Regions from separate parts of the Mus musculus genome. Here regions 2 and 3 are each linked to region 1. A link is a loop called in an ENCODE intact Hi-C map of the cell type or tissue named here. Cell type or tissue: left cerebral cortex. All regions are shown on one strand. Links, peaks and the distances in the headings refer to the core of each region. The heading gives the core; the rest is flanking DNA.

The links. Hi-C counts contacts between places; a loop is a spot of excess contacts. Peaks named below come from ENCODE experiments on the same cell type or tissue, not always from the same donor. Only the 100,000 strongest peaks of a DNase experiment are listed, where the experiment ranks them.
Region 2: it touches region 1 in a loop (2.2-fold over the local background); 2 of 42 quality-filtered maps call a loop at or near these places.
Region 3: it touches region 1 in a loop (2.4-fold over the local background); 5 of 42 quality-filtered maps call a loop at or near these places.

Annotation. Positions count from the first base shown.
Region 1 is chr1:15,283,330-15,289,204 of GRCm38, forward strand. It overlaps Kcnb2 (potassium voltage gated channel, Shab-related subfamily, member 2), which reads left to right and starts at 3,596. Exons shown (of 3, transcript NM_001098528.3): 1 at 3,596-4,155. In left cerebral cortex, for the core only: a CTCF peak has its summit at 3,308; DNase peaks (open chromatin) are centred at 3,423, 4,213 and 4,423; H3K4me3 peaks cover 2,657 bases; H3K27ac peaks cover 1,724 bases.
Region 2 is chr1:15,681,306-15,687,180 of GRCm38, forward strand. The region is part of intron 2 of Kcnb2 (potassium voltage gated channel, Shab-related subfamily, member 2); the gene reads left to right. It also overlaps the pseudogene Gm25227. Among named protein-coding and RNA genes, the nearest start is that of Gm51617, 66 kb to the left of the region's middle. In left cerebral cortex, for the core only: a CTCF peak has its summit at 2,526; a DNase peak (open chromatin) is centred at 2,452; H3K27ac peaks cover 638 bases.
Region 3 is chr1:15,607,852-15,613,726 of GRCm38, forward strand. The region is part of intron 2 of Kcnb2 (potassium voltage gated channel, Shab-related subfamily, member 2); the gene reads left to right. Gm51617 (a long non-coding RNA gene) reads right to left here. Exons shown (of 4, transcript XR_003947747.1): 1 at 1-5,875. Among named protein-coding and RNA genes, the nearest start is that of Gm51617, 7.1 kb to the right of the region's middle. In left cerebral cortex, for the core only: no CTCF peak of the experiment used is centred there; a DNase peak (open chromatin) is centred at 2,825.

The sequences.
Region 1 (5,875 bases), core at 390-5,389:
TAAGGAGCAATATGAGAACATGCCCAGCTTTCCCATGACATAGTATTACAATTTCCTTTGGAGAACAAATGGGGCAAATGGAAATGTATGCACTGTACAGGTGCAAGTATCTGGTGATAATGGATGCAGGAGTTTTTTGCATTGATTGGAGCCCAGCACAGTGCCTTGGGAGATGCCTGCCATAACTGATGGTGCACAGTGCCTCCTTCTGTCTATGCCGTGAACATATAAACTGGTGAGTATCCTGGTAAGTAGCGTCAGATCCATCTCCCAGCTTCAGACTGCTTTCTTCATACTGTATCTCAGACACACAGCTGGGACTGGAAGGGTAACCAAGCCCTAGGACCTATCTCCCAGATAACGGAGACAGAATCATTGCTGTTGGGCTCAGGTCCGTTTTCCCAGTAAGCAAATGGAGTCTACATACTCAAATCTAACCAAAGTTTGAGCTTTGGTTACCAAAGATGTCACAAAGGTAAACAATATTTCTGATATAGGCCTAACAAAGGGAATTTCTGTAATCACTCTTAAGTATATAAAAAGTTTACTGCATGGTTAGAATTTCAGTGTACCCAAAACAGCTGCTAAAATGTCTTTCTAGACTTAGTATTTTTTATAGATTCCATTCAATGAACAAAAAAAAAAAGCTGTGAAATACGAGTTCTTTGAATACATAGCGGGCATTGGGTTGCACTGAAGGCACGAAAACAATGGAGGGATTTTAAAATCATTCCTGGGGGAACTCACACTTTAGGATGATACACATGTCATAAAACCCAGAAGGCCCTGTTTGTCTCTTTTAAAAGCTGGGGCAACATTGGACACGCAAACTTTATATGCCCCAGTACAGGGGAACGCCAGGGCCAAAAAGGGGGAGTGGGTGGGTAGGGGAGTGGGGGTGGGTGGATATGGGGGACTTTTGGTATAGCATTGGAAATGTAAATGAGCTAAATACCTAATAAAAAATGAAAAAAAAAAAAGCTGGGGCAATATGCTCTGGATGTCTAAGAGCAGGGTATGTGGGGGTGAGGGGGTGCGGGCACGGGGTGTCACTGAAGAGTTAAGAGTAAGAAATGGGCCTGAGAAGGCTTTGGTAATTTGGACCTGAGATGTAGTAAGGAATAATCTAGGGGAAACAAAAAAGAAACAAGAAAGAGAGAGAGAGAGAGAGAGAGAGAGAGAGAGAGAGAGAGAGAGAAAGACTCAGTGACACAGCTGTGCAGGCTCAGTGATGGCTTCAAGGTTGTTCTGGAGACACATTGTCTGAAGAAAAGTGTAAACTCTATGGAAAGGCTGGGGGCAAGGGAATGCACTTCCTGCCAGCTCCTGGACCTTAGAGTTGGCGCTTGGGTCCCGGCCAGGATAATGATAAAGGTTTTAGAATCCAGGCATTCTGTTCTTGGTGCTCACACTTCAGAAGTCCCAGGGAGAGGAAAGAGAAGCCAAGGCAAGTTTCTTAATGGAGAATGATGGACTTAGAAGAACCAGTTCCCATAACATCCAGCAATGTCTGACAGCACAAAAAGATCACTCAGCACAAGAGAGTCACGAGTTCAACATAGTGAAACTGGGAAGGCCACGCCAGCCATGCCCTGCTCATAGGACTACATGAGATATGTTTGAACACAATAGGTAGACAGCCTTGGCCATAAGTCATGTTGAGGGTCCCAACTTTGAATATATTTTCATGCCCTGAATTCTGTTCGAAGGAGTGTTTTAAGTTATGTGTTTTCCTGAAAGACACTCAACTGTTTTGACTGCTTAATTTTCCACCCATCAAGGTGTACCTGAGTCAGGAACCTGAAGATCCCAGGAATTTTGTTCAAGTTTATTGTTTTTATTACACTCCAAAGTAGGGAAGGGGCCTGGGGTATCCAGCTTATGGCCCTCTTTTTAAGGGGGAATTTGGCATAAAATTCCAGACAGTAAACAGACCACTAAATCAAGCAAACCAGGTTTATTTTTAATTTAATTTTGTTTTCAACTTATTTTTACACGCCATATTCCATTCCCCACCCCCATGCACCCTCCAACTGCTCCACATCCCACACCTCCTCCCCACCTCACCCAGTCTCCACTTGGATGCCCCCACACCTCACCACACCCGACCTCTAAACTCCCTGGGGCCTTCAATCTCTTGAGGGTTAGGTGCCTCATCTCTGAATGAACACAGACCTGGCAGTCCTCTAGTCTATGTGTGTTGGGGGCCTTACATCAGCGGGTGTATGCTGTCTGTTTGGTGGTCCAGTGGTTGAGAGATCTTAGGGGTCCAGATTGAGACTGCTGGTTCTCCTACAGGATCACCTTTCTCCTCAGCTTCTTTCACTCTTCCCTAATTCAACAACAGGGGTCAGCTGCTTCTGTACATTGGTTGGGTGCAAATATCTGCACCTGATTCTTTCAGCTGCTTGTTTGGTCTTTCGGAGGGCAGTCATGATAGATAGATCCCTTTGTGTGAGCACTCCATAGCCTCAGTAATAGTGTCAGGCCTTGGGACCTCCCCTTGAGCTGGATCCCACTTTGGGCCTGTCACTGGACCTTATTTTCCTCAGGCTCTTCTCCATTTCCATTCCTGTAATTCTTTCAGACAGGAACAATTATGGGTCAGAGATATGACTGTGGGATGGCACCCCCCTCATTTGAAGTCCTGTCTTCCTGCTGGAGGTGGACTCTATAAGTTCCTTCTCTCTACTGGGGGGCATTTCATCTTTGAGTCCTGGGAATCTCTCACCTCCCAGGTCTCTGGTGGACTCTGGGGGGGTCATAGCACCCCTGTGGGAAACAAGAATCAGAGTGTCTAAAGAGTCCTACCCAGCTTTAGCCTCAGACACAGAAAGGCCAGTGACTCCTGGATATGGTCCTGAATAGAGCTGGAGGATACAGAAGTGAAGTCAGATTCCACCTGGGCTCCTTTTTATCCGAGAAACTTCTTTTGTGGGAAAATACTCCGTGGCCCATCCTCAGGAGCCATATGTCCTTGTCCCAGTTCCCCATGGTGGAACAAGGAGCACTGGTTCTGGTCGCTTAGGGGTCTGGCAGCAGGAGAGCACAGCAGATGGAAGAGAAAGGCCAGGAAATCCATGAAGCTGCGGGAGCATCTCGACGGGCTTACCAGGGCTTCCCCGGCCGCGTGTGTGGGGTGGCCGCCGGGCTGTGGACCCCTTGCCTAGTGTGTCCGTGTGCAAGCCACCAAGAGAGACAGGTGGGTGTGGAGCCCGGACCCAGGCGGCCGCAGGAGCCTAGGGAGGATCGGGCGAGGTGTGGGCGGCGCCCGACCGTCCGCGCCCGGGCCGCACCCTGGGCACCGGGGGCGCTGTCTCCTGCCGAGCTCAGGCGCCGGGAGGCCGAGCCTGGCGTTTCCCAGGAGGTGCCGGGCCAGCGGTGCATCCCCGCCACCCACCCCCGGGAGCTGCGATTGCCTGGGAGTCGCTGGAGGAGGAGAAACAGAGAGAGGCGCTGGCGGCCGCTCTGCCCGCGGGTGCGCGGAGCGCGGAAGGCGGAGCGCGAGGCTGGGTGGCCGCGGGCGTGTGTGCGCGCCTGGCCGGAGAGCTACGGGGCGGGGGACCCGCGCCCGGAGCGCCCCGCCTGGTTTTTCGCGCGGAGCCAGCGTCGCTGCTGCACAGACACACACCCACCGAGCTCCACCGAGTGCCCCTGAGCACCCGCCGCCCCCGCTGGCCACAGCCGCTCCTCCGGCAGCGGGATCCAGCGCCAAGTCCAGGGCTGGTGCGGCGCGCAGAGAACCTCTTGATTTTTTTTCCCCCTTCACTCCAGCCCTCTCTGGTCTGGGCGGCGGCGGCGGCGACAGGGGGATGGGGGCTCCACGCGGGGAAAGGCGGGTGACGATCGAGGAAGATTATTGTTCTTTTTAAAGGATGCCTTCGCTTCTTACCAATGCGGCTTCTGTGAGCCCTTTTACTAGAGACTGCGAACCGGAGTGAGATATGTAAAGAAGGAAGGAAAGCTGCCTGGAGCTCCAGCCAGCCGGGCAGACCCTCCTCTCTGTGGAGGGGAGGGGGATTTCCAACGACACATCATTGGCAAAAGGGACCTTTGCAAGAGAGGAGTCCTCTGAGGGAGCAGGGAATCCCACAGCCCCCTGTGGCACAGGAGCCAGAGCTGCTGGCTGAGCAGAGCTGGGTCCGTGGGAGCTAGGTAAGTGACCTGGGCATTGCAGCTCCCCAAGAGCTCTTCTTTAGAGATGCTTCACTGTGGCAGTCTAGTGAGACTTGAGTTGCTAAAGGAACTGGAAACTGCCATATGGCGCCCAGTGGACTTACAAACAAAGCTGGCTGGGTTGTTAGCCCTGACAGATTATTAACGAAATGCTTCTTCCTGGTGGGGGAGACACACAAGTATAAGCCCCTTAAAAGCCTAACTTGATCAAAAAGATGAAACTGTTGTATGTAAGAAAGGAACCCCGGTTGCCTTCTCTTCCTGATCGCTTGATGGTAAATGCCACACTTGCATGCACACACTTGTCGGACTAGACTTAGGGAGTATGATATCTGTTGTGTATGCACAGTCCCCAGAATACAGAGACATACATGCATTTTATTCCTCAGTGGTGAGCAGTCTTGGTTCCTCGGAAGGAGCTAGAACAGGTCTTTAAGGAAAGCACTCCAAGGCTTTTTCCAATACAATATGTCAAGGAGACCTGGGGATACAGTTGCCCTGAGTGGCACTGAAAGACACCACCATCTGCCTCATCTTTTGTTGCCAAGACTTAATGAACCTTTTCATGATAGTACCTTGCCATCTATTACCTCAGATAAGGAGCATTTGTTTTCATCCATTCATAAAAAGAACCAATGTGCAATGTGCATAAACATGCCATTTATGCGACGTTTATGACCCCACAAGTGTTTTGACAGTAAAGAATAACATAGATAAGACTAATACTAGGATATTTTGCACAATATATGCACAGGTAGGCATCGGGGTGATTGCATGTAGGTTCAACACTCCATCCAATCAAGTCACACACTAATGTCAATATTTTAAATGACATTTCACGTTTCTAATTTTTTCTTATTGATTGGTTGGGGGTTTGCTGACAATCTGACTCTTTTTTCAATCCCAACTTTAAAAAAAGTAAACATTTTACTGTTATTATTTTCAAATGTCTAGCATTGTGTAGGATAGATACCTTTGGATTACTCACTAGTGATAGCACATTTCGTAGAATTAGCAAATAATCAATTTTGGTCAAATGTCTGAAGTCTTTCCTGTCAGTGACTCCTGGGAAAGAATTCGAAAAGAGAGTAATATGTTAAAATTGTTCATATCATAAAGTCTTATCTATTTCACCCATTGGGTACTTGCGCAGGGTACATCAATAAATAAAAAAACTTGTCTCACACTTATCCTTTAATATGTGAGTAAAACATTTAGAAATCTGCACTAGAGAGTTCTTGTGCTTAATCTAATCAGAACGTTCGGTAGTTTGGCCCTTACACTGTGCATGGAAGTGTACATGTTTCAGTTTGGCTGCTTCCAGTGCTATTTTTTTTTTCCAGTGTGGGGCTTACTTATGTAGCCATGAAGACTCCCTGAGAATACCGATCATCCAGTATAGAAATAACTCACTTCTCCACTGAATGGGGAAGTCACCTCCAAGTGTTTATATGCACCCACAAAGCCACCCCTGTGGGCCGCTTCTTCATGGAGTACCTCTGGGTTCAGGGCCGTTGCTCATGACAAACAAGGTTCCCTCCAATATACTCTTCTCCTTTCTTGAGCACTACTCAGACTTTTGGAGAAAGGGGTGAGCCACTTGGCAGTTCTCTTTGTGTTCTTTCTCCTTCAACCTTCCCCTCCCTGTCTTAGTGTCCTCCACTGTCCCTCTTCCACACACCCCTACCCATGGACTCCA
Region 2 (5,875 bases), core at 314-5,313, 400 kb after region 1:
TACCTAGCCATGATTAAAGAAAAGTCTACTATAAGCATTGACCAAAATATACCACAGCCCAAGCCGAGTACTCTTTCTGTCAATCAGGATGCCCCTCCCCGCAGCACCTGGCACCCAAACACTGAGCATCAGCTCTTGGCTGGCTGGAATTGTGTGCTTCCTTGGTTCTAGTTTGAGTGTGAGTATCAGGAGCCATCTGGGAGAGGCTAAGACTGGCAGGTGACTTTCCTGGAGGTGGCTGTTTCTGCATGGCCTACAATGGGAGAAATCTGAGAGGCAAGGTCCCAGGAGACTTCACCTCAGGATTGCTTCTTGCAGCTGATCACTATTACATAGTCTAATGATTCTTAGGCATCAGCCCACCCTATTGGACAGATTTCCTACAAATCAACTTTAAAATGAACTCCCATGAATTAATGCTGTTTAGATGAATTAGTGATTTTATAGGATTCTTGGTTTGGTTTAAATAATACTAGGAAGTTTTAAGGGGTGGTTTTAGGGTGTTTTGCCAGAAATATATAATAAAGCTAGACTCAAGAATAGAATGTGCCCATTCCTCATAAAATCTTAAGTAAAAGTTGCATAATAAGAAATACAATGAGCTTTCACAATTACACTAAAAAGAGAAATAGGCTTGGGACAAATTTGTGATCCAGGAAAAACATTCATTCTAGGTCAGAGCCAAGAAAGATGCCACAGGTGTACATTATGATCAAATGAGGCATATATATGTATATGTCTGTTTCTCTATATATGTGTGTGTAGGCATATGTGTGTACATGTAAGTGTGCATAAATACTTGAGGAGTTGATGAGCTAGGTATTCAGGTCCAACCAGAGTATGTATGTATATGAATGTGTGTGTGTGTGTGTGTGTGTGTGTGTGTGTACTGCCTGTGTAAAAGATTTTAATTCTTTTTCTCTCTGCTTTACAAATAGTTAACGAGTCCCAAGCCTCTCACTTGGCCAGTGAGAGGTCCTTGAGCCAGAGAGAAAAGAAACCAGTGCTTATTAAAGCACAAATAATAAGATTATAAGACCAGGAATCCCAGGGATCATCGCTTTTGAGCCTTCGTCCGACTCCACGCCCTGTCCAGTACTGTTCCCCTAAAGGATGAGCATCTCTAAGCCATTCCTTATTTAACAGGGCTACCTGAGGAATCAGCCCGGCAGAGTTCAGCATCTCTCTGGGAATATCAGTAGTATCAACTGACATGTAGTAGTGAGAATACATGGAATACGTTCATTAACAAAGCACTGGGTGTGGTGATGAGTCATTTGTCCTTTTGCTTCCTTGCTGTTGGCTGGAATTAATGATGAAACCCACCTAAAAGTATTTTTAAGAGATTGACGTGAGCTAATGCATGTGTGTTTGTCACTACTAATTCTCTCCTTTTAACTAGTTTATATATCAGTCAAGCTTATTTGGAAGATAAGGATGACTCTTTGGTCATGTAGTAAAACGCTGTGTGCACTTTCATGCTTAGTTGTGATTTAACACAGAATAATTGTATTTCCCTCATTCCTGAAGTTAAGTTTGTAGCAACTGAAGTCTGTAACCAACTCCATGTGGAAGGCATTTCTTGAGTTGTGCTGTGTAGAAAACCTCCTTGGGAGTGCAAGAGATGGCAGCTGGCTCTCCCCTTAAGAAATTACACGGGCCAGGCAAAATCACTCAGTCAGGGGACAAATCCATGAGGCAATTTTATTAAACCTTTGTAAGTGAGACAAGCTGTAAAGGAGGCATGCACCTCAATGTTGCAGCAACTATTCATTGCCTTAATTCAGCTGGGTCAAAAGTGATAACAGGAAGGGGCTCTATCCTATATGTACAAACAATGTCTATCATATATAACCCATATACACCATGAGGTGTTCAGAGTACCTGAACTCATATGAGGTTTAATCTCTATGGAGTTGTCACAGAATAATAGCATTATCATCATTATCCTTCTGTGCATGAGGAAACTGGCACACAGGTTGAGGATGCTACTCAAAGACAAGCAAACAGAATGAAAGGCAGAGTCCAAATATGGACCCAGTTAGTCTAGAGCCCAAGACCACATAGTTTGCTGTTATCAATACCAGCTCTCAAAGATTCGTGCTTTAGATGAATACCTGTGTAGCCTAACCCGAAGCTCCATTTTATCAGAGAGGAAACAACTGTTTAGGAGGAAGATTCTGGCCTTCTGAACGGGCTTCATGCCTACACTGTATTTATTGCAGTTTTTCTCGGAAATGCACCGTTTTATCTAACAGAGATAAAGCTTAGCAACTGGGCTAATTTAAGTACCAAAGAATGAAAAGGGAGTTTATCTTGAAAACACCCTCCAACATTTTCAGCAACCAGCAATGTGAAGCAAGGCCAAATTCAGAGTCAAAGTGAGTATAAATAAAGAGAAGTTGTTTATATCTTCTCTCCAAAGTATAGGATTTCTAAAGAAAAGATGCCTTTTATGTAACATGTAGGTCCAGGAGAAGCCTGGCTGTGTTTGGGCCAGAGCATGATGGAACAGAGACACCTACTGGTGAGAACAAGCCTCGTGTCATAGATGAATCAATTTGTTTCCAGAATGCAGAGTTTCTCATTAATATTTCAAAATGTTGGCTGGAGCGCATATAATGGTAAGATCCAGACCCTTTCCCACAGGAAACTGCATTTTAAAAACATCTGGTACACCCAACTATTCATTTCCAAACTCAAACACAGACAGCTGTTAGGATCCTGTTCTGCTTTCAGACTGGGTACAATATCCCTAGAAACCCTCAGTTCCGCCATTTTAAGACAACAGCATTGAATGAATTCCTGAATTCAAAGGACAGCCAAGACAAAGCACTACAAGCATTCACATCTTAGAATCCAGGACATTACAGGTGGCTCAAGACACAAACCTCTCATCAATCTGTAAGTGCCAGGATTCGAGCCTACCCATTTCAGACCAGTGGTTGGTTGCTATTTCTCCTAGAAAGCTGAGATGCTATCTTGATTCTCCAGAGACGACTTCCTTCCACCCAGACTTTCATGAGTATGTAACATTGGAAGTCTTGCCATTCCCATCCCAACAGGTAGCATTGTGCTACAAAAACTGTGCTTTGATGATGTTTGTCTTTTAGGAAAAATTCAGAAAGGCAAAGTGAAAAAAGGACATGCCCTAGTTTTTTCAGGTTGCTAGAACAAGGTACTGTTCACTGGGTAGCTTATAAACAATGGACACTTATTTCCCACAGTTATGAAGGGAGCCAAGAACAAGATCAAGGCATGAGCAGCCTGTGTCTGGCGTATTTCCTGGCTCACAGGTATCTTTTCCCTATGTCCTTACTTAAAGTTTCTCTCGTCTCTTCTATTAGGAGACAGATCCTGCCCAATGGGGCCCCACTCTTAGCAGCCAAGCCTTCCAAAGAATCCTTCAAATACCATCACCTTGGCTGTCAAAATTTGAACATACAAACTTTTTTCTTTTGAATTATTAGCATATGTTCATAATCAGGGCTCATAATTATAATTTATAAATATATACCATGTAGTTTGTTCATATCTCCCTCCTCCCCTAACAAAGTGGAATTTTTGAGGAATGCAAACATTCATACTATAGCAAGATAGAAGAAAATGAAGTTTAGGGAAAGGCAAATTTTTTTGCGGAGGTAACGATATTATTTTTTGTTTTTGACTCCTCCTGGGTATCCTGTTGATGCCCTGTGTCATGGAGATACTCTAGTTTTGGATCTGTAGGACCAGTCCCTTTATGCACCGCAGAAGTTTATTGATGGGATAGATGTTGGAGTGGGCCAATTCAAAGCCCTGGAACTAGGCTTGAGAGGTATCTGAGCTGGTCACTTTGCTAGCTCTCACACCCTCAGAGCTGGTTCTCCCACAACTCCTAAATCCAGGGCCACTCTACAGTGCTGCCCAGGTGAGGTACAGCTGGCTAGAAAGAGGATCAGTTCCTCTGCTCTCATGCTGCCGGGCCAGCTCTCCCACAATGCCCACTTGAGGGGAAGGGCCAGTTCCTCACAGTCCTCAAATATCATCAACATGTCACAAACTAGGGATGTCTGCCTAACCTTTGAAGGTAACCGACTCCTGCTGTTGTTGGTCATGTACCCAGATGGAGCCCTGGATAGCAGTCACCAGCTACTCAGATTAAGCTATTCCCCACTATCCTCAAGTCTCCAGTTCTGCCTGTCTTCATTGTGTCCACACCCTTCTGTTTCTCTTTCTTTTCCATTTCTCCACCACTTTCTTGCTCCTCTTAGTGGCTCCTGGGATCTCCTAGTACCTGGGGTCATTCTAGGAGTGGTCTCAGGAGTGCAAGTGGACAGGGTTCAACTCCAACGTGGTCTGCCCCTGCCAAGCCTGTGCAGCACCCAAGTGGTGGTCATTCAGGCTAGCTCCATCTCCTGGCCCCATAGCACTAGTCTAGTGGTCATCTCAGAACTGTTCCTAACCTGAGCATGCCCGAATAGTCTTTTGCAAGGGTTGTCTGTCCCGGGCTCACTCTTGCCCTGGATTCATCCTGGGAGCCCATCCCAGCCTGAATGGTGCCAGACTTGTGGTTATCTCAGGCTACTTCCCTGTCTAAGGCCCCTGGTATTGAACAGGTAATCATCTGAGGTTCAATAATTTTCATGGAATGCTAGGCTACTCATCATTCAGATGTTCAGAGGTCACAACACTAAGCTTAGATACAGCTTCTCTCCTCTCTGCCACCTACTGATGCACAGCAACCATACCTAAAGGCAGTAAGGGTAGCATTTTTAATAGAAATATGTAGAGGGTAGTCTGGTGCTTCCATGTATTTGAATGCTAAATTCTGTATCCCAAGGCCTAGTGGCCCCAACACAGTGAATTTTCACATACACCAGCATTTTTGTGTAAACCCTGCCCCCTTCCCAAGTTATCCCTGATTGATGGGCAAAGCATTGGTTCCTGGGCTTGGGGTCTCAGGTAGAGACCACAAGAAGAGTGAGGAGGAAGAAGAAGGAAGTTGACATTGGGTAGGAGGATCATGAGCACATGGCCATAAGGGCTGGCCTGATGGAGTAGGAGTGGTCCAGTCAGAACAGGCCCAAGTCATATCTCAGGCATCACCACCAAGAAGCAGAGAAAATAGCATAGAAGGCTGATATCTGTCCAGCTGTGGTGCTCTAAAGCTTGTTATAGATCTAAAGGTTTCTGTGGGTTTTTTTTTTAATCTGGGACAATAAGGTCTTAAGTACGGTAGAAACTCCTAAATAGGTATTTTAAGATAACAAGGGTGTGTAGCAATCCCCAAAACAATAAAAACCACAAAAGACAGAAAAGCTAGGAACAGTCCAGAGAGATGATTCAGCAAGTAAAGGTGCTTGTTTTGTAAGCTTGTCAACCTGTGTCAGCTTACAGCCACAACCTGTATTTAGCCTCCGGACTTAAAACATCCCAATGTTCCAAGAGTCATTGAATTCTAATAATCATTTAAACCAAAGAAAGTTCAGTATAAAGTGCAGTTCTTTCCAAAAACTTCTGATCATACCTGAATTCCATCCTCACATGAACATAGAAAGAGAGATAGGACTCCACCAAGGTATCTTCTGACTTCCATGCACGTGCGCGCACACACACACACACACACACACACACACACTCACAGTTTAAAGCAGGGAGGATTCATAGCAATTAAATGACAACATCGTGGGCTTCTTTTTTCAACTTTCTGTAAGTCTAGAGAGGCTGGCAGCTGTGTTAGTGAGCACACCACAGAAGAGGTTGGATGCAGGGATGTAGAACCAAAAACTATATGAAGGTCATGAGATCCATGAGAGCTTAGCAACTCCAGGATCTTAGAGTAAAGGAAAAATAATTTGTTTACATTATGAGCTGATTTTACATCAACCTCACA
Region 3 (5,875 bases), core at 314-5,313, 320 kb after region 1:
TCATAAGAAAATTCATGTTTTCCATTCTAAGTTAGTCATGCAGAATTGTCCCTTTTTAAAAAGTTCATTGATTTAGGAAGTTTATTTTCAATATTATCTCCTTCCTGCAAGACTCTCGCTCTCTTTCTCCTTCTATTATGTCCATTTCTGTTCTTATTCAGCCTTTTTATACAAGTCAAAAAGATTTTTTTTCCTATCTCTTTACTAAAATCTACTAAGGTTTTATTATGGTGCTTCTCATGAATTGAGAAATTTTTTCTTATTTAACATTTAAATGAGAAATTCTCTCCCCCAAATCATTATCTAACTGACAAAATAAAAGCCTCCAGACTGTTATGGGTTATCTGAAACACTGTTGGCTTTCCTCACATGGTCACATGTTAATCCATGACCTGTGTGCCAGAACAGATGGTAGAAGAATCTCTGAGTTTAGCTGCTAAGTCTTTTCATCTGTGTTTTAAAATTATTAAAAGCATAGTATTTATTAATATTTCTAGTTATTAGCCTGGCATTATTCTGCCAGTGTTCAGACACTTAAGTAAATAAGCTTTATACAGGAGTGGAAAGGGGAGAAACATCAGATTGGATGTGATAACCTAAGCCATGACCCTGCTACAGTCCTTTGATCCAGAGGCCTTGGCCTGGCCCTTGGCTGCCCTGACCCTATTTCTACTGTGCAGTGTGGTAACCAGAGCTGGGAACACGACAAGATGTGAAAGGATCATTAGCATTTTTAAAAGAATTTCAACTAAAAGTTATTTTCTACCATATTCATTTTAAATACAGTCCTACACATCACTATATTAACTGTTCAGTGAACAAGTACACATATACACTCACTGAGCCATATACATATATGCATATGTATATACATGTACACTCATTGAACCTCATGCATACACACATACATGTGTATTTACATACTCATTCAGTCCATTCATACACATGGACATTACACATACAGGCACACTCATTGACCACATATATGCATATATACATACAAGTATACACTCATTGAGCCCAGTACACACATACATACACATCCATGCACACTTATTGAGGCACACACATGTACACATATGCACATCCATACATACTCACTGAGCAACACACATATACATTGAACCCAGTATATATACTCATCGAGCTATACATATTAAGTCTTAACTGTGCAAACTTTTTAAAAAGTTGATAGTAATTTAAAAAAGTAATGCTGGTTAATTTACTTACTGTAGACAGTTACAGAAAGGATGATTTTGTTGCTGTTTAGTTTGTTTACTTGCAACAAAGATAAAAGAGAAGGGAGGGGAGTCAGGTTAAAGAAAAGATATAAATAGGTAGATGATAGATGGTAGTTACATAGATGGAACAGGGGAAGGAAATGAATGACTATTAAGAGGGCTCATGATATCCCAAGGGAAACTGGCTCTGGACTTGAACTTTTCAACATCTCCATGTTACTGAATTTCTAATCAAATGAATCTACTTCGAGGGAGGTAAGGTGGAAAGTGTAGTTCTTCTCAGGGACTTTCCATCACAAAACCCTCTGGTGATAGCAAGTCATTTGAGAGTCTCTCCTCTGGAATTAGCGATTTAAAGTGGAGGATTAAAATATCTCTTGGAATGTGTGAAAAGACCAGCTAGTCCTTCCACAAGACACACACCTTTGCAGCTCTGGCACTTGAGGAGGCCCTGCAGTTAGCTGTGTGTCTGAAATATGTTTCCTCCCTTCTGTGACAGAAGAGCCAAGGCCTCAAACATGACATATACTTGGCATTTCTGTGCTGAGCTGTGTAGCAATCTAACTGCAAAGATGAGGCACAGAAACAAGAGCGGGGAGGAAGTCTGAGTCAGTGCTGTCCACGGCTCATGTGCTGTGGACTGTTGACCTAAGTATGGAGTGAGCTCTCTTGACCTCACAAAAGTAAGTGGTCAGCTCCCCTCACCTTCTTCTCTCTGCTTTGCACCCCTGGTCCACCATCATGATTCAGCACTCCACTCCCATATCTCAATCTCTTTCTGCTCGCTCTTAACCTCCTACCTGGGCTAGTCTCCAACAGCAGGCTTCATGATCTCTGTAAGTAATTACAAATCACATTTTCACCCATCCTTTAAAACACATGAATGGGGCCAGCAAGATGTCTCAGCAGGTTAAATAAAGCACTTGCTTCCAAGACTGCCAACCTGAGTTCAAATCCTGAGACTCACTTGCTGGAGGAGAGAAGTGAGTCCTGAAAGCTGTCCTCCAACCTTGACACAAATACCATGGATCATGAGCACCCATGTGTGCGCGCACGCACACACACACAGACACACACACAGACAGAGGACAGGGTACCCTCCTACTTCTCTAACATCTGGCTTGTCTGTGTGTCTGGGGTCATCTTTGCTGAGCTCTGTCTGAGACCCATCTCTTTCCTGTCATCTAAATCAAGTGCCCCCACTTTATTTTCTTGACCATGCAAAGACTATCACTTCACGAGAGTTGTCATCGTAGCCTTTACTCTAACCCTGACCTCATTATCTTTCTGAGAATCAGACACATGTAGCTCTTTTTACTTTCACATCCCCTCCTTCTTAAGGTCGTTTGTAGCGTAGAAGCACACACACATTTGAAAATAATTTTTCTCATACAATCTATTCTGATCATGATTACCCACTCCTCCCAGATCCTACCCACCTTTAATGCCCTGTATTTGCTCAGCACTTATATAGCCCAGCCAATAACCAGACTGAGGAAGCCACTCTGAGTCACGCTGTGCAATTTTCGGTACCTTGAGAATAGGTGATGTTTTTCCCAGTGTCAGCTGCAGGGCTCTGCAAGTGTTTCCCTGTTGCCATGGTAAAGGCTTTATGCAGCAAATCTCGACTGGAAGGGAGTTTCTGTGTGCTTTTGGAGTCTTTGCACAGATACTGGCTCCCAAATGGACTCTGCCAAGGGCACTGCTCAGGGCAGACTTTTCATTAATCTTTATCTGAGCTAAATTGAGTTGAGACTTTGATACCTATGACACTCTGCTGCTACATGCTCCTTGTCAAATGCCAGTTTCCAAGATCTCATAGAGAAGACACAGCATTCTTTGTGGGAAAAACGAATCCTCAAAAGGCAAATTTTCTGTAAATTTTCTACCCATAATAACAATAAATCAAAGCCCATATATAGAAGCCCAGGTTCTATACATGAGTTTCATTCTCTCATGTAATGCAAAAGCCACCTAGGTGGCAGGTAACATTATTAACTCCATTTTACAACTGAAGAAATCATGGGATCATTACAAGTGCTACCACTGAAACGGATGAAAAGCCAGCACCACCCTAGAGGCCATGGACTTTGCTTTCACCTGAAAGGAGTTCCAGGGAAGCCTATATTGGCTCTTCAAGGACCTGGAAACCCTGAGCTTGAAGGTGGTATGCCCAACAAGCATGACTGGTTGTGTGATAAAAATGTACTCTTGGGAGCTGGAGAGATGGCTCAGTGACTGCGAAAGAGCAGAGTTCAGTTCTCAGCACCCATACAGAATAACACACAACCACCTATAACTCCAGCTCCAGGGTGTCCAATATCCTGGCTTCTGAAGACAGGCACTATCATACACTTACTCCACATAGATACATACACAGACACATAATAATAATGATAATGATGATAATAATAATAATAATAATAATCTTTAATTTTTTTCACAATCACTTATTTCTATCTCCTCCATTCCTTGGCACTATAGAAACCTCAGCTATAGTCTTCCACTCCACAGACACAAGCATTTTTCTCTCCACTCAGAGACAGTTGCTCTATGACAAAGACAAACTTTATTTGTTGGTTCATGTTTTGTTGTTGTTGTTGTTGTTGTTGTTGTTGTTGCTGTTGTTGTTGTTGTTTTACATTTGTGTCTTACTTTGTTTAAAGCAGAGTCTCATTCAGGCTTACTTGAAACACACTAAGTAGCCTAGGCTGCCCTTGGATGCACAGATATCCTTCTGCCTAAGTCTCCCATGGGCTAGAATTATAGACATGTGCCACCATTGCCCAGCAACAAGGGAACAGAAACATTAAATGAGCAATCACCATCATTGTACAAGAGTTGGCACCCATTAGAAGGCCGGCTCTCTGGCTCTCACGGTTTGCCTTGCTTTGGGCACCTTCTGTTTGTCCCCCTTTGCCAGTATCTGGCTCCTGTGCTCTAGTCGGGCACATGTGTAAAAGATGACTCTCCTGTCCTGTGCCACTGCTAGGTTCTTCCCCTGCACTGCCCTGGCTCTCCTGCAGTAGCCCAGTGGTCACTGCTGGCTCCCTGCTCCCAACTCCCCCATCTCTAAGTATGCTCCATACTATTCTTGTTTGGTTCTCCTGCCCCTGAAATATGCCTCTTTTGTGATATCTTTAAAAATCTAATGATGACTCCTTTCTGCCTGGCCTACAGGTGCCCTCACATTCTTTCTTCCCTCAAAACTGCACATTCAGACTCATTCCAAAACAGCAGTCATGACCATAAATCTGAAGTATCCAGTCTTTCTTAGTCTAGATATATCGATGCATAGATCCCATTTTCAAAGATAAGTCTTACTGGGAGGCTCACATCTGGAACTAGCTTCAGACTGGCAGTAGGTGAGGTGACAGCCCCACCTGGAAAGAGAGTGGGTAAGACTCCTCCCTGCCAAGCTTCCTCTAAAGAGCCCCCTTACAGCCCTTTCTCCCTTCTACACTCTGAGTTCTTTTATATTTTGCTGTAGTAAACTACATATAGCATCATGTGTGCCATTTTCTGGGCACATTGTTAAGAGCTAAGTCTTGTGATATGAAGTGTATTCACATCATTTCATGATCATCACCCACTTTCATCCCCAGGTCATTTTCATTTTCCAAGACTGAAGCTCTGAACTCTGAGCACACTAAATCCCCATACTGCTCATACTGCTTTTAGCCTGTGGTGTTTAGTATTCCCAGGACCTCGTATCAATCAATAGCTGCCCTATAACTATCTTAGTTAGTGTCTTATCTTAGAAACACGACCCAGATTTCCTCTCCTTTAAATAATATTTCATTATCCATATTGCCACAGTTTGTGCTGCCATTGATCCTTCTAGAGACACCATGTTGTTTCAACTTCTCTACTGTTGTGAAGGATGTTTTTTACCATTCACGATACTGCTTTTGATCTTTGAGAAAGAGAACTGGAAGTAGAATGGCTGGGTTTTATACTGACTTTTGTTTAGGGACTTGGAGAATTCTCTGTTTTCCATGCTAGCTGTACCATTTTATGTTCCCTCTAACTATGCACAAGATTTCAAATTCTTTACACCCATCACACTATGTATTTTGTATTTTCTGGTTATTACCCATTTTAATGGGAATAAAGTAAAATTATATAGTATTTTATTTGCATTTCCCACTGAATGAGGCCAAGCATCTCTTCCTGTACGTATCGACCATTTGTACTATGTCCTGAAATAATGTCCCATACATAATGTGATTTCAGTTTTGTCACAATTCCAACATCTGTTTTCTTTTAAATTTTCTGCCTGTGATTTTTTGCCTGTCATTTCTGAATCCAACTTCACACAAAGGTTTTTCTGATTTCTTAAAAGGTATTTGTAATTTAAGCTCTATGCCCAGAGCTCTTACTTCCTTCTAGAAGGATTCATATGCTACTAGCATCTCTTTTCTGTAGACATTTCATATGCATGTTTTCCTTATGGTTGCTTTGGTATAATCAGTTACTATCATATTGGCATCCATGAGTTGTTGAGGCATCCCACATCAGGGTTGAGACATGAAGAATCCAATTCTAATATCTCTATAATGGGAATACAAGGTGTAGGAACTGCATGGTATCTACTGTATCCCCCCTGTATCCCATTGAGCTTACATCCTACT